Linked DNA regions of Homo sapiens: all the other regions are linked to region 2. Evidence: chromatin contacts called from ENCODE Hi-C or POLR2A ChIA-PET data. All regions are on one chromosome and are shown on one strand. The core of a region is the stretch at or near the end of the contact, and the rest is flanking DNA. Distances in the headings are between cores, read along the strand shown. Region 1 holds the start of STAT6 (signal transducer and activator of transcription 6). Region 2 overlaps R3HDM2 (R3H domain containing 2). Region 3 holds the start of NEMP1 (nuclear envelope integral membrane protein 1).

Region 1 (3,857 bases), core at 1,047-3,546, 170 kb after region 2:
GTGCAATCTTTACCACCACTCAATGGGATGTCAAGGTCCAGGGGAGGGTGATACAGTCACCCTCACAGTCATGCAGGTGCAGATGTCATTAATGAAGGTCTGACAGACCCTGCAATTGTACAATCTGAAGATGAGTATCTCCTTAAATTTCATACTCTAGGCACTTTACCCTAGCCTAGACTCTGTTGAAGTAGGTATAACTATTATTCTCATTTGAGGGATTGACACCTGATTGTGAACCTCCTAAATGGAGTCATACCCAAGCCAGATTTGCCTCTAAATTCTGTTTTTTCCCCTTACATCACAGTGTTCCCATTGGTATAGTCAGTTACAGAGGGAGTAATATATACTATTTTTCTACCAGTACTTGCTCCTCGCCTTCCTACCCCCTAAAAGGAGCCAAAGTCAGAGATCACATTTACTCTTTTCCCTCCTCCTCTCCAAGTCTTTGGGGACTTGTAGCTCTGACACCCTTAGATGGTGAAACCTGGCTTCACCTACTGTCTGTGGATGTCTGCAGGCAGAGTGGGCACTCGGGAGCACATACAAAGCACGTGTGCCGTGAACACGTATGTGCACACACCTTGATCCTAGCATGGCTTGTTGGACAAGCCAATGGACAGAGTCCCTGCCTGCCACCTCCACCCCTGCTCTCCCTTCTCTTCCATTCACTGTCCTGCAGACACAGCAAACACATACGCACATACACCCTCAATATCCTTTTGGCAGTAACATGACCCCCAAATCTGGGGACTTCTATGTAGGATGGAGACCCTTCTCCTTTCCTCATACCTGGTTTATTATGAACCATAAAAATAGTGCCTGACAGTTACTGTGTGTCAGGCATTGTTCTAAGCCTTCAGATGTTTTACTGCATTTTATTCTCACATTATGGGTTAAGACTTATTTGCTCCATTTTACAGATGACGAGAATGAATCACAGAGTAAATTGCTCAGGGTTGTGTGGTTAGCAGCATTAGCAGGATTTGAACCCAAGCAGCCTGTATCCACAGTCCAGTCTTTTAACTGCTATATTTTGCTGTGTTCAAACCCTCTGCTGCCTGGCTGGGTCCACACACGTGCACTCATGTACAGACCTGCGGGGTAGCAAGGGATGGAGGAGGAGGAGCTGGTTCTGGAAATCAATTCAGGCACCAGGGGGCAGCATAGGCCTAGCTTTGGCCCCTCAGCCCAGCCCCTGCTATGGGAGGGAGGAGGGGAGTAGAAACTTCCTCCCACCGCCCCTCAGACACCACCTCTTCCACACACCGGGGCTCTCAGGTGTCCGGGAGTAAAGGCCTCTCTGGATCCCTTGGTCTCCTCCAGCTCCTCCCCCAGCAAAAACTGCAGAACCCTCCACTAGTTATGTTGATGACTCAGAAGTTGAGCAAGACTGTGTGTGTGTGTGTGTGTGTGTGTGTGTGTGTGTGTGTGTGGTGTTGTGATTGCAATGGGCTCTGTTTGTGAGCCTGCCTGCACGTGTGTGTGTGTGTGTGTGTGTGTGTGTGTGTAGTCTTGTGGTCAGGGAAGTTGTGCATGTGTGTGTTTGTTTCTTGGCGTGTCTCAGTGTTTACCCCAGAAACATATAGGAACTTGGCAGATAGGAACACAGCAGATTCGTATTCAAACTTGCCCCTTGTGAATCTGCAGGCAGCAGCTCCGGCTTGTGCTGGTTCCCACCACAGTCTCAGGAGGGGTGCCCTGTGAGGAGAGAGCAAAGACCAGCTTCAGTCCAAGGGACTCCTAGAGTCTTCCAGAATTCTGAGCTGAGGGTTCCCCTCCCCCACTCCCTCCCGTCAGTGGTCACGAGACCGACCTCTAAGGCGTTCCCTGCCGGAAGGGAGGGGGACCTAGGAGTTGGCTGGCATCGAGCTCCCTGGCGGCTTTTTAGGGTCCTCCACTGGAGGGAGCGCAGAGTCCAGAGGGATTTACTTTTCCTGAGGCCCTGGGGAGCCCAGTCCCTTGTGGGTCCAAACCCCAGCCCTTGGCAGAGTTTGAGTTTGGGAGCCAGGCAGTTAGGGGTGGCAAATCTCTGTTTGATATTGGGTGACTTTCTGGAGAAAAGCTGATGCTTTTGAGGGGGACAGAGTAAGTGGGGGTCAGCCTCCCCCCAAGCCTGGCTCCAAGGCCTGGACCCCAGTCCTGATCCCCCACGTGTTCCCCCACTCGGCACAGGAGGCACACATATTCACCCCACTTTCTTCCTCTTCCTCCTCCAGCCCACTTTCTCTTCTCTGTGTCGTCAGAGCTCCAGGGAGGGACCTGGGTAGAAGGAGAAGCCGGAAACAGCGGGCTGGGGCAGCCACTGCTTACACTGAAGAGGGAGGACGGGAGAGGAGTGTGTGTGTGTGTGTGTGTGTGTGTGTGTATGTATGTGTGTGCTTTATCTTATTTTTCTTTTTGGTGGTGGTGGTGGAAGGGGGGAGGTGCTAGCAGGGCCAGCCTTGAACTCGCTGGACAGAGCTACAGACCTATGGGGCCTGGAAGTGCCCGCTGAGAAAGGGAGAAGACAGCAGAGGGGTTGCCGAGGTGAGGGGTTGCCTCCGAGGTGGGTGCGGGGGCCTCTATGAGTGCATGGGGGTGGATTCGTGGGGGGAGCTCTCGGGATCCTCCCCTGGCTGGGTGGATGGTCCCCAAGAGATGGTTTCAGCTAGTGTTGGTGGCTGGTGGCACTGGGTTTTAGCAGTTTCGAACTCCTGGAGGAATCTGGGAGGGTCCAGGCCTCAGTACTCCCCTCCCCCATGGGTCACGTTTTCACAGCCTCACCCCTGCACCCCCAGGGCCATGGAAAGTCAGGGAAAGGAGGTGAAGGAGTGCCCCTCTGCCCTGAGTCGGGGGAAGTGGCCGCCCCTCCCTGGAAGGTTGATGCCAGAGGGCAGTGGATCCTTGTTAAACCCCTATCCTGCCCTCCACTAAAGGTTCCTGTTCAAGGGTGTGGCTGGGGCGTGAGCAAGCCCCAGATGTAGACCTCATGGTGGCCCAGACGAGGGGGAATTTCCCCCTCAAAACTGCTCCACGCTTGGCTGCTGTAGACGCTGAGATTTCCCAGCGGCGGCGCCGAGTTAACCCTCCTCGTGCTGAACTGGCTCCACCTCCCCGCCTGCCCCCACCGCCACATTCACGCATTGGGCAACTCAGAGAAGCTGTTTTAACTTTCGATCCTGTGGTCCCACAATCAGAGGACTCGGGCAGATAGGGGTTGAGATAAGCGAGTTTAGGCCACCAAGCGGGCGGACGAGGATCCCAGACCTTGCGCTTCCCTTCTGAGTTTGGGAGGTAACACTGGCCCCGCCCCTCACGCCGTGGCTCCTCCCTCCCTTCCCCTTCAAGGGGCTGAAGACAAAAGGTGCCCCTGTCCTGGTCAAGCCAATCGACCCAGCCTTGTTATGGGTTGGGGTGGGGAGAAATGTGTCCTCCTGATGGCTGGGGAAGAAGAGGGGTTGGATATTTCTAGCCAGGGCCATGCCAGGAGGCTGGTCACTCTGCAAGGGGATGCAGAGGAAAGCGGTGCCCACTCACTCCAGAGGACCTTTCTCTCTTGGGCTAGAGAAAGGCCTATTGGAGGAACCTGAGCAGGAGGGGTAAGGATTCTGCCTTGAGGAGAAAAGAGCTGGGGTAAGTGGGCACTGGAGGAAAGAGGGGCATGAAGGTCTTGGAGCAGAAACGTCCAGAGAAGGGACCTCTCCATTTTCCATCCCTCTGAGAGGCCTGGGAGAGGTGAGAGGCTGAACGTGCAACAGGAGGACTTGGGGTTACTGGGTTTGGGGAGACCTGGGGAGTTGTCATCCCATCCTCTCCCTCATCTCTGGGAGAGGGATATTATGAGAAACGTGAACTGAGAGGCCCCTGGGAAACCA
Region 2 (4,212 bases), core at 1,012-3,511:
CCTTGAACTCCTGGGCCCAGATGATCCTCCCACCTCAGACTCCCAAGTAGCTGGGATTACAGACATGAGCCATTGCATCTGGTTGCTTAGCCCTTTTTAGAGCCAGTTTGCCAATCTAAAACAGATCTAAACTCATCAGTAGTCTTTTAAAAATGTTCGTTTCTGCATCCTCACCTGAATAGTAAAATCCAAATTACTTAATATAGCATAACTTCCTGACTCCAGTTTGCCATTGCTGTCTAATTTCCAGATCTTTCCTTCTTTCCAACCATTTCTTTCTTTCCTTTTTTTTTTTTTGAGATGGAGTCTTGCTCTTGTTACGCAATGGCACGACCTCGGCTCACTGCAACCTCCGCCTCCCGGGTTCAAGCGATTCTCCTGCCTCAGCCTTTCGAGTAGCTGTGATCACAGGCACCCGCCACCACGGCCGGCTAATTTTTTGTATTTTTAGTAGAGATGGGGTTTCACCACGTTGGCCAGGCTGGTCTCAAACTCCTGATGTCAGGTGATCCACCCACCTAAGCCTCCCAAAGTGCTGGGATTACAGGCATGAGCCACCACACCCAACCAACCATTTCTTGAATATGGCATTAGCTTTGTTTCCTCTTGGTCTTATAAGCATCTGTCATTCTTCAACCCCAGCTTTCCTGCTGACCCCTCTTTAAATCCTTTCCTGACCCTCCCAGGAGTTTTTGCTTCCTCATCTTTGCTTTCATGCAACTTTGTCGATATCACTGATGTATTCCTTATCCTTATCAGATTATAATTGTCATGTGGATGTCTATCTCCCATCAGAAGTTCCTGTGCTGTTGGCTGGGCATGGTGGCTCACACCTGTAATTCTAGCACTCTGGGAGGCAGAGGCAGGCAGATCACTTGAGGCCAGGAGTTCGAAACCAGCCTGGCCAACAAGGCAAAACCCCATCTCTACCAAAGACATCAAAATTAGTTGGGCGTGGTGGTGGGTGCCTGTAATCCCAGCTACTTGGGAGGCTGAGGCAGAAGAATCGCTTGAACCTGGGAGGTGGAGGTTGCAGTGAGCCAAGATCGTGCCACTGCATTCCAGCCTGGGCGACAGAGTGAGACCCTGTCTCAAAAAAAGAAAAAAGTTCCTGTGCTGTTAAGGGCAAGGACTGTGTTTCACTCATCTTTATGTCTTTAGTTCATTATACAGTGCTTGGCACATAGTAAAGTATGTTGTGTTGAATGAGTTCATGCCTTGGAGAGCCTAGAAATGGGGAAATGAGTTGGATAAAGGTTATGTGTATGCTTGAAGTTTTCTCAGCAACATTTTTTTTTTTTTTTTTTTTGAGACCGAGTCTCGCTCTTGTCGCCCAGGCTGGAGTGTCATGGCGCGATCTCAGCTCACTGCAACCTCTGCCTCCTGGGTTCAAGCGATTCTCCTGTCTCAGCCTCCCAGGTAGCTGGGATTACAGGCGCCCACCCTCAAGCTCGGATAATTTTTATATTTTCAGTAGAGACGGAGTTTCACTATGTTGGTTGGCCAGGCTGGTCTCAAACTCCTGACCTCAGGTGATCCACCCGCCTCAGCCTCGCAAAGTGCTGGGATTACAGGCATGAGCCACTGCGCCCGGCCCTCAGCAACTTTTATAAGAGATGTTGCAAATTGAGAAGAAAGCAAAGAGAAGACAGATCTCTCTCTCTCTAGCAAAAGGACGGATCTCTTAAGAGACCAAAAATCTGTGCCTTCCCAGGAAGTAAGCATTTATATTTTCAGCTATCTAAGTTTGATGGACAGATTCCAGACACTTCAGGGGAGGTGCTTCAGCAGCCTCACATTTTGTTCAATTTCATAACCAAACTTGACAGTCAAGGTGGTTCCTGTCCCTAGGGAGCAGAAGCCTGCAAAGAGGAGGACTGGCATCAGCAAGGCAGCTGAAATGCATCTGTGCTCATCTGTGAATCTTCAAAAGACAGTGGGGGAGGGGACAAAAGGGAATAAAGAGGAAAGGCAAAGAAAAAGTAGAGCCCTCTGACTAAGCTTCCAGGGATAATGTGTTCGTGGCTTATGCTTACAACTTTTTGTGGGTTTCTTCTTTGCCTTAGGTATGGCACTAGGTGCCCCAGAAGTGTGCAACCAGGTCACCTCATCCCAGTCTGTCCGGGGGCTTCTCCCTTGTACTGCCCAGCAGCAACAGCAGCAGCAGCAGCAGCAACTTCCTGCTCTCCCACCCACGCCTCAGCAACAGCCACCCTTGAATAATCACATGATCTCACAGGTGAGTCACCACTCAGTGTCAGAGTCCTCTCCACTCTGATTCAAGCAAACTTTAGATGTACCGTCATGTCTCTTGTGCTGTGGGTGGCAGGAAGGATCAGTTTTTGGAGACATGCCACTCTCTCCCCCATTTCTCATTTGTTAGTTGTAGGGAAAGAAGAACCTTGAGCAAAGGTTTTGCCAAATAACTACTGAGTCAGCTTGGGGGTTTTTTGCTTTATATTTCTTCCTCTGCTTCCTGAACATTGTCAGTAGAATCTTTTATTTCATACCACATTTCTACTGTACCCCATCTCCCTCTATGTCCATGTGTAATTAACAAGGCATTTTTTTCCATTACATCTATATATTGGAACTTGAAAAGATTATAACTTCCACCATCATCTGACCAACTATGTGGACCCATAAACACCTATTTATGTGTTGGGGTTTGCGGAAAAAAGAAATAACACTCAAGACCCCTTCCATACATATGCCACGAAACACAAAGACTCCAAATGTGTCTTTGTTTTCCATGACTCAAAAGGGCTGTATCCTTCTCCTTCTGTTGCTGGACTGGTAAATGTTGGTACCAACTAGAGTTTAAGTGAAGTTTTGCATCTGTGGAGACCAGGAAGGTCATTAGCCTAAGAATCAGTCCTGTTCTAAACCAGAACTTCAGTATTCTGTTTTATTTCTTTCTTTTAATTTTTAAAAAATGTATTGTTATTATTATTATTTTGAGATAGGGTCTTGCTTATGTTGCCTAGGCTGGTCTCAAACTTGTGGGCTCAAGTGATCCTCCCTCCTTGGCCTCCTAAAGTGCTGAGATTACAGGCATGAGCCACCATGCCTGGCCATTGTCATTAAGGTGACTATGTTTAAAAGTCACCTTAAGGCCAGGCATGGTTGCTCAAGCCTGTAATCCCAGCACTTTGGGAGGCTGAGGCGGGTGAATCACCTGAGGTCAGGAGTTCAAGACCAGCCTGCCCAACATGGTGAAACCCGGTCCCTACTAAAAATACAAAAATTAGCCACGTATGGTGGCGGGTGCCTGTAATCCCAGCTACTAGGGAGGCTGAGGCAGGAGAATCGCTTGAACCCATGAGGCGGAGGTTGCGGCGAGCCGAGATCGCGCCACTGCTCTCTAGCCTGGGCGACAGAGTAAGACCCTGTCTCAAAAAAAAAAAAAAAAAAAAAAGTCACCTTAATACTCCGAGCAGAGCTGTGCTGAGATCTTCACTTACTCCCTTCTCACACGAATAGAGCTCTTTTTGAGGAGAGCCCCATACTTTATCCTGAAGTATTCTCTGGTAGCTGGAAAGCCCATGTGTCTGCAGTCTTTTCTGCTGTAGTTTACATTCTCATGTTACCTCCCAGGCTCCCTCATCCCTCTGCTTATTAGTCCAGCTTGGCCTTAGATATATTTCTTCCCTAGGTGTAAGAAGCAAGTCCCAAACACTAATACCCCATGAACTAGAAACTAGAGTGCAAAGACCCCAGAATGGCCCAGTATTGCCCTATCTCAAATATTGTGAAATGAAGCTGAAACAAAGAACAGTGAAGATCTAGGAAATCCTACTTTGTGTCTAAATGTAATTTGCATGCAAGTCATTGCAGTCCTCTATCTTAGTCTAAGTCAGTTCTTTCTATAGTCCTAACTTTCTTGTTCTACCACCATCTACCCCAGTAAGTCTCGTTCACTTCAGTTTACCTTGCTCCCTACTGAAGCATAGTGTCCTTGTATGTGTACTTTTCTCTGTCTGTGTCTTAATTCAAACCTGTAAGTGGGTAAACTATGCTTCTCCTTCTGTCATCTGCTACCGTGTTTTTTATGTGTATGACTTGCTTTTCCAAGGTCCTAATATTTTCTAGGTTTTTTTTTCCCTAAAATGTGTATTTTAATAGTCTTGCTCCCTTTTCTCCCTCTTAGTCTCCCATCTGCCTGCATCTTCCACCTATAATCTCATACCTAGAAACAGACGAGACGGCAAG
Region 3 (4,095 bases), core at 1,387-3,886, 200 kb after region 2:
TACTAAAAATATGAAATTAGCTGGGCGGGGTGGCACACACCTGTAATCCCAGCTACTTGGGAGGCTGAGGCAGGAGAATCGCTTGAACCTGGGAGGGGGAGGTTGCGGTGAGCCAAGTTTGTGCCATTGCACTCCAGCCTGCTCAACAAGAGTGAAACTCTGTCTCAAAAAACAAAAACAAAAAAGCCCATAATGATGTTTGGATGACTTTGACAGCTTTGAGGAGTACTGGTCAGGTATTTTGTAGGATGCCTCTATTGGAATTTGTCTAATGTTTTTCTCAAGATTAGAGTGGTGTTATGGGTTTTGGGAAGGAAAACCACAGAGTTAAAATGCCATTTTCATCTCATGTTATCAAGGGTACATAGTATCAACATGATTGATGCTGACTTCCCTAGGTCAGCTGAGGGAGTGTGTGTGTGAAATACAGGATGACCATATCAGCACTGTTGGCCTAGACTTTTCCTTCTGAGAATGAAATCTCTTCTCTTGCCCATAGCTCAGCCCCATTTTGACTTTTTTTTTTTTTTTTTGAGACAAGAGAGGCTCGCTCTGTCACCCAGGCTGGAGTGAAGTGGCATGATCTCGGCTCACTGCAACCTCTGCCTCCTGGGCTCAAGCAATTCTTCTGTCTCAGACTCCTAAGTAGCTGGGATTACAGGAACCTGCCACCATGCTGGGCTAATTTTTGTATTTTTATTAGAGATAGGGTTTTGCTGTGTTGGCCAGGCTGGTCTCGAACTTCTGGCCTCAAGTGATCCTCCCACCTCAACCTCCCAAAAGTGCTGGGATTACAGGCATGAGCCACCATGCCCAGCCCATTTTGACTTTTTTTTTTTTTCTCTTTTGAGACAGAGTCTTGCTCTGTCACCCAGTCTGGAGTGCAATGGGGCGATCTTGGCTCACTGCAGCCTCCGCCTCCTGGGTTCAAGGGATTCTCCTGCCTCAGCCTCCTGAGTAGCTGGGCTTACAGCCACCTACCACCATGCCTGGCTAATTTTTGTATTTTTAGTAGAGACGGGGTTTTGCCATGTTGGCCAGGCTGGTCTCGAACTCCTGACCTCAGTTGATCCACCCGCCTCGGACTCCCAAAGTGTTAGGATTACAGACCTGAGCCACCATGCCCGGCCCATTTTGACTTTTAAAAAGGTCCTTGTTTTAGACCAGGTGCAGTAGCTTACTCCTGTAATTTCAGTAATTTGGGAGGCCAAGGTGGGATAATCACTTGAGGCCAGGAGTTTGAGGTCAGCCTGGGCAACATAGCAAGATATTGTCTCTACAAAAAGTAATTAAAAAAAATTAAGCCAGACATAGTGGCTCATGCCTGTAGTCCCAGCTACTTGGGAGATTGAAGTGGGAGGATCATTTGATCCTGGGAGTTCGAGGCTGCAGTGAGCTGTGGTTACACCACTGCATTCCAGAAGGGTTACAGAAGGAGACCTTGTCTCAATAACAACAACAACAACAACAACAACAATGAAACAAACAAATAGCTGGGCATGGTGGTGCATCCCTGTAGCCCAACCTATCTAGGAAGCTGAGGTGGGAAGATGGTTTAAGTCCAGGAATTCAAGGTTACACTGAGCTGTGATGGTGCTGTTGCACTCCAGCTTGGGTGTCAGAGAATGACCCTGTCTCTAAAAACATTAAAAAAAAAAATTCTTGTTTTGAAAGCTTGAACCTTCCCCAGGAGATGCCCCCTTCCTTGAATTCCTCAATTCATTTGGCTCTATCATCTGTAGTTTTCCTACCCATCACCATCAGATCCTCTTAAAAAAAAAGTTTCAATTTCTACTAACAGTTTCTGAACACCTGGATCTCTGCTGGGCCCTGTGTTAAATCATTGAATGGGAAGCAGCTAATCCATATAAATAACTCCGGCTTTGGAGTCAGTAGGATTTAGGTTGGGATCACAGACCAGATGAACTATGAAATCTTGGGCAGGTTCCTGTGGCTGTCTTGGCTTTGGCTTCTTAAATGGAGAGAATTATATTTGTCTCACAAGATGATAAGAGGAATAAATGAATCTTTCTTAATCCTAACATTAATTTTACTTCCAAAAATAAAAATCCTATGAATACATTTTTAAAAGCTAATGTTTATGCTTATAAAATATTGACACACACTTTTTTGTGACTTCTATTTTAAATCCTTTAGGACTTTGGAGAACCACACTTTTGTCAGTCGACTTTAAAAATCGTCCTATCAGGGTCCTACTCATAAAGCGATCTCAATTGTAGGCGTCTCATAACAGAAAGGTCGTGATAAAAAGTAACCGAAAGAAAACGGAAGGAACTTCAGACAGCTTCTATGGAAATACCGAGTTTGGTCAAGGAGGCCTCTCCCATTCCGATTTTCTATTGGTTAAACTTACCATCAATCACACCAGTTGTAAATAAACTGAAGACGGAAGCATGTTGTTAGCGGGGTGGGATCTTCCTGTCGCCACTGCTAGGGTGAGAACCCATTTTCCAATAGGCTGAAAGCTGCTTTTCCCGCCCTCTCTCTTCAGTTGCTAAGGGGCGGGACTCATAGGGCCCTTGGAGGGCTGGGTGCTCGAAGCCCTGCCCATCCCATTGGTTGATAGGGGCGGGTTTCGTAGAGGATAGGCTGCTGTCGTTGCCCGTTCGGAGTTAGTTGCTGGGGTAAGGCACGTGAGGAGGAGGTGGCTTGAGGCAACCATGGCGGGAGGAATGAAAGTGGCGGTCTCGCCGGCAGTTGGTCCCGGGCCCTGGGGCTCGGGAGTCGGGGGCGGTGGGACAGTGCGGCTACTCTTGATCCTCTCCGGCTGCTTGGTCTACGGCACAGGTACCGCCCGGGCAGCAGCTGCCAAGGGGGCAGGTGCCGAGGGGGTTATTTTTGGAAAAGGGATTGTCCCGAGGGCGCGGGCCGTTACTCTGCAGAAGGGCGGTGGCTCTACCGAGGGCCGCCGGCGTAGTGTGGTGGAAGAAACTTGGCAGGCTAGTGGGCGTCGGGACTGAGGGTCTGGGCCCTGAAGCGGGCTGGGGCAGCTTCCAGAGTGGGGAGGAGCCTGAAGCCTTTTGGCGGAGACAGGAAGGGAGGCCTAGACTGGTTGAGAAGCAGTCCTGGGGGCTGTGTCTCGTTGCAGAAGCCTTGAGTTTCTTGGTTAAAAGCGAGAAAACCTGGGGACCATTCTGGGCAGGCAGAGCAGCCGCGGGAAAGGGACCATCTCATTCATTCGGCAAATCAGCAAACACCATCTGAGCGTATGCTCTGTCAGGACGCAGGGCACGGGTGGCAGAACGGATGTAGTTGACAGAAATGCAGTGATCTCTACTATCTTCTGCTCTTGTAAAACCTTGATTCCTTACCGCCCCCGGCCCGCGAGATGGAGTCTAGCTCTGTCACTCAGGCTGGAGTGCAGTGGTGCGATCTCGCTCACTGCAACCTCCGCCTCCTGGGTTCAAGCAATTCTCCTGCTTCAGCCTCCGGAGTAGCTGGGATTACAGGCACCCGCCACCGCGCCCGGCTAATTTTTGTATTTTTAGTAGAAATGGGGTTTCACTATGTTGGCCAGGGTGGTCTCGAACTCCTGACCTCGTGATCCATCCGCCTTGGCCCTCCCAAAGTGCTGGGATTACAGGTGTGAGCCACCGTGACCGGCCAAATAATGCATGTTTATTTTAGATGATTTGGCAAGGTACAATTAAGTATAAAGAAGCAGGCAGAAACCACACTGTTAATCCATTCAGAAGCAATCTATTTTAGCACACTTTCTTCTGATCTTTTTCCACATATTTTTAATTTTTTATGAATTGATAATTTGTATCCAGTTAGTACTCTAGTTCTCTTCCCTGGAGGCTGCCAGTCGTTACCAGAGATAGTTTTCTCGTTTGATTTTGTAGTACAATAATTTTCCCAAGTAATTTAAAATTCTTTTTTTGTTTTTTTGTTTGTTTGTTTGTTTGAGATGGAGTTTTGCTCTTGTTGCCCAGGCTGGAGTGCAGTGGTGCAATCTCAGCTCACTGCAACCTCCGCCTCCTGGGTTTAAATGATTCTCCTGCCTCAGCCTCCTGAGTAGCTGGGATTACACTTGCCCGCCACCACGCCCGGCTAATTTTTTTTTTTTTTTTT

Evidence for each region. Hi-C counts contacts between places; a loop is a spot of excess contacts on that map. ChIA-PET counts read pairs that join two places held with the same protein, here RNA polymerase II (POLR2A). Pooled maps may share reads with other maps.
Region 1: a pooled map shows a loop between it and region 2 (9-fold over the local background). The contact joins the promoter of STAT6 here to the enhancer-like site in region 2. A Hi-C loop is called at or near these places in 7 of 50 pooled maps. POLR2A ChIA-PET finds 5 or more read pairs at or near these places in 4 of 52 experiments (Caco-2, H1, Panc1 and 1 more).
Region 3: a loop to region 2 is called in a pooled map, with 3 times the contacts of the local background. The contact joins the promoter of NEMP1 here to the enhancer-like site in region 2. A Hi-C loop is called at or near these places in 6 of 50 pooled maps. POLR2A ChIA-PET finds 5 or more read pairs at or near these places in 2 of 52 experiments (A549 and GM12878).

Annotation. Positions count from the first base shown.
Region 1 is chr12:57,109,801-57,113,657 of GRCh38, reverse strand. STAT6 (signal transducer and activator of transcription 6) reads left to right here and starts at 2,296. Exons shown (of 22, transcript NM_003153.5): 1 at 2,296-2,529. LOC124902946 (a long non-coding RNA gene) reads right to left here and starts at 2,936. Exons shown (of 2, transcript XR_007063334.1): 1 at 1,817-2,936; 2 at 779-1,701. RefSeq lists a silencer at 1,078-1,237 and enhancers at 1,277-2,222, 2,223-3,170.
Region 2 is chr12:57,278,385-57,282,596 of GRCh38, reverse strand. R3HDM2 (R3H domain containing 2) reads left to right here. Exons shown (of 24, transcript NM_001394031.1): 14 at 2,067-2,239. Among named protein-coding and RNA genes, the nearest start is that of STAC3, 29 kb to the right of the region's middle. RefSeq lists an enhancer at 1,618-2,817. Within about 2 kb of position 2,261, at least 19 of the 41 ENCODE cell types and tissues checked have a DNase peak (open chromatin) inside an H3K27ac peak, as active enhancers do; they include GM12878, where a contact is called at or near this core.
Region 3 is chr12:57,077,332-57,081,426 of GRCh38, reverse strand. NEMP1 (nuclear envelope integral membrane protein 1) reads left to right here and starts at 2,636. Exons shown (of 9, transcript NM_001130963.2): 1 at 2,636-2,808. The coding sequence starts at 2,682. RefSeq lists enhancers at 2,662-2,711, 2,832-3,081.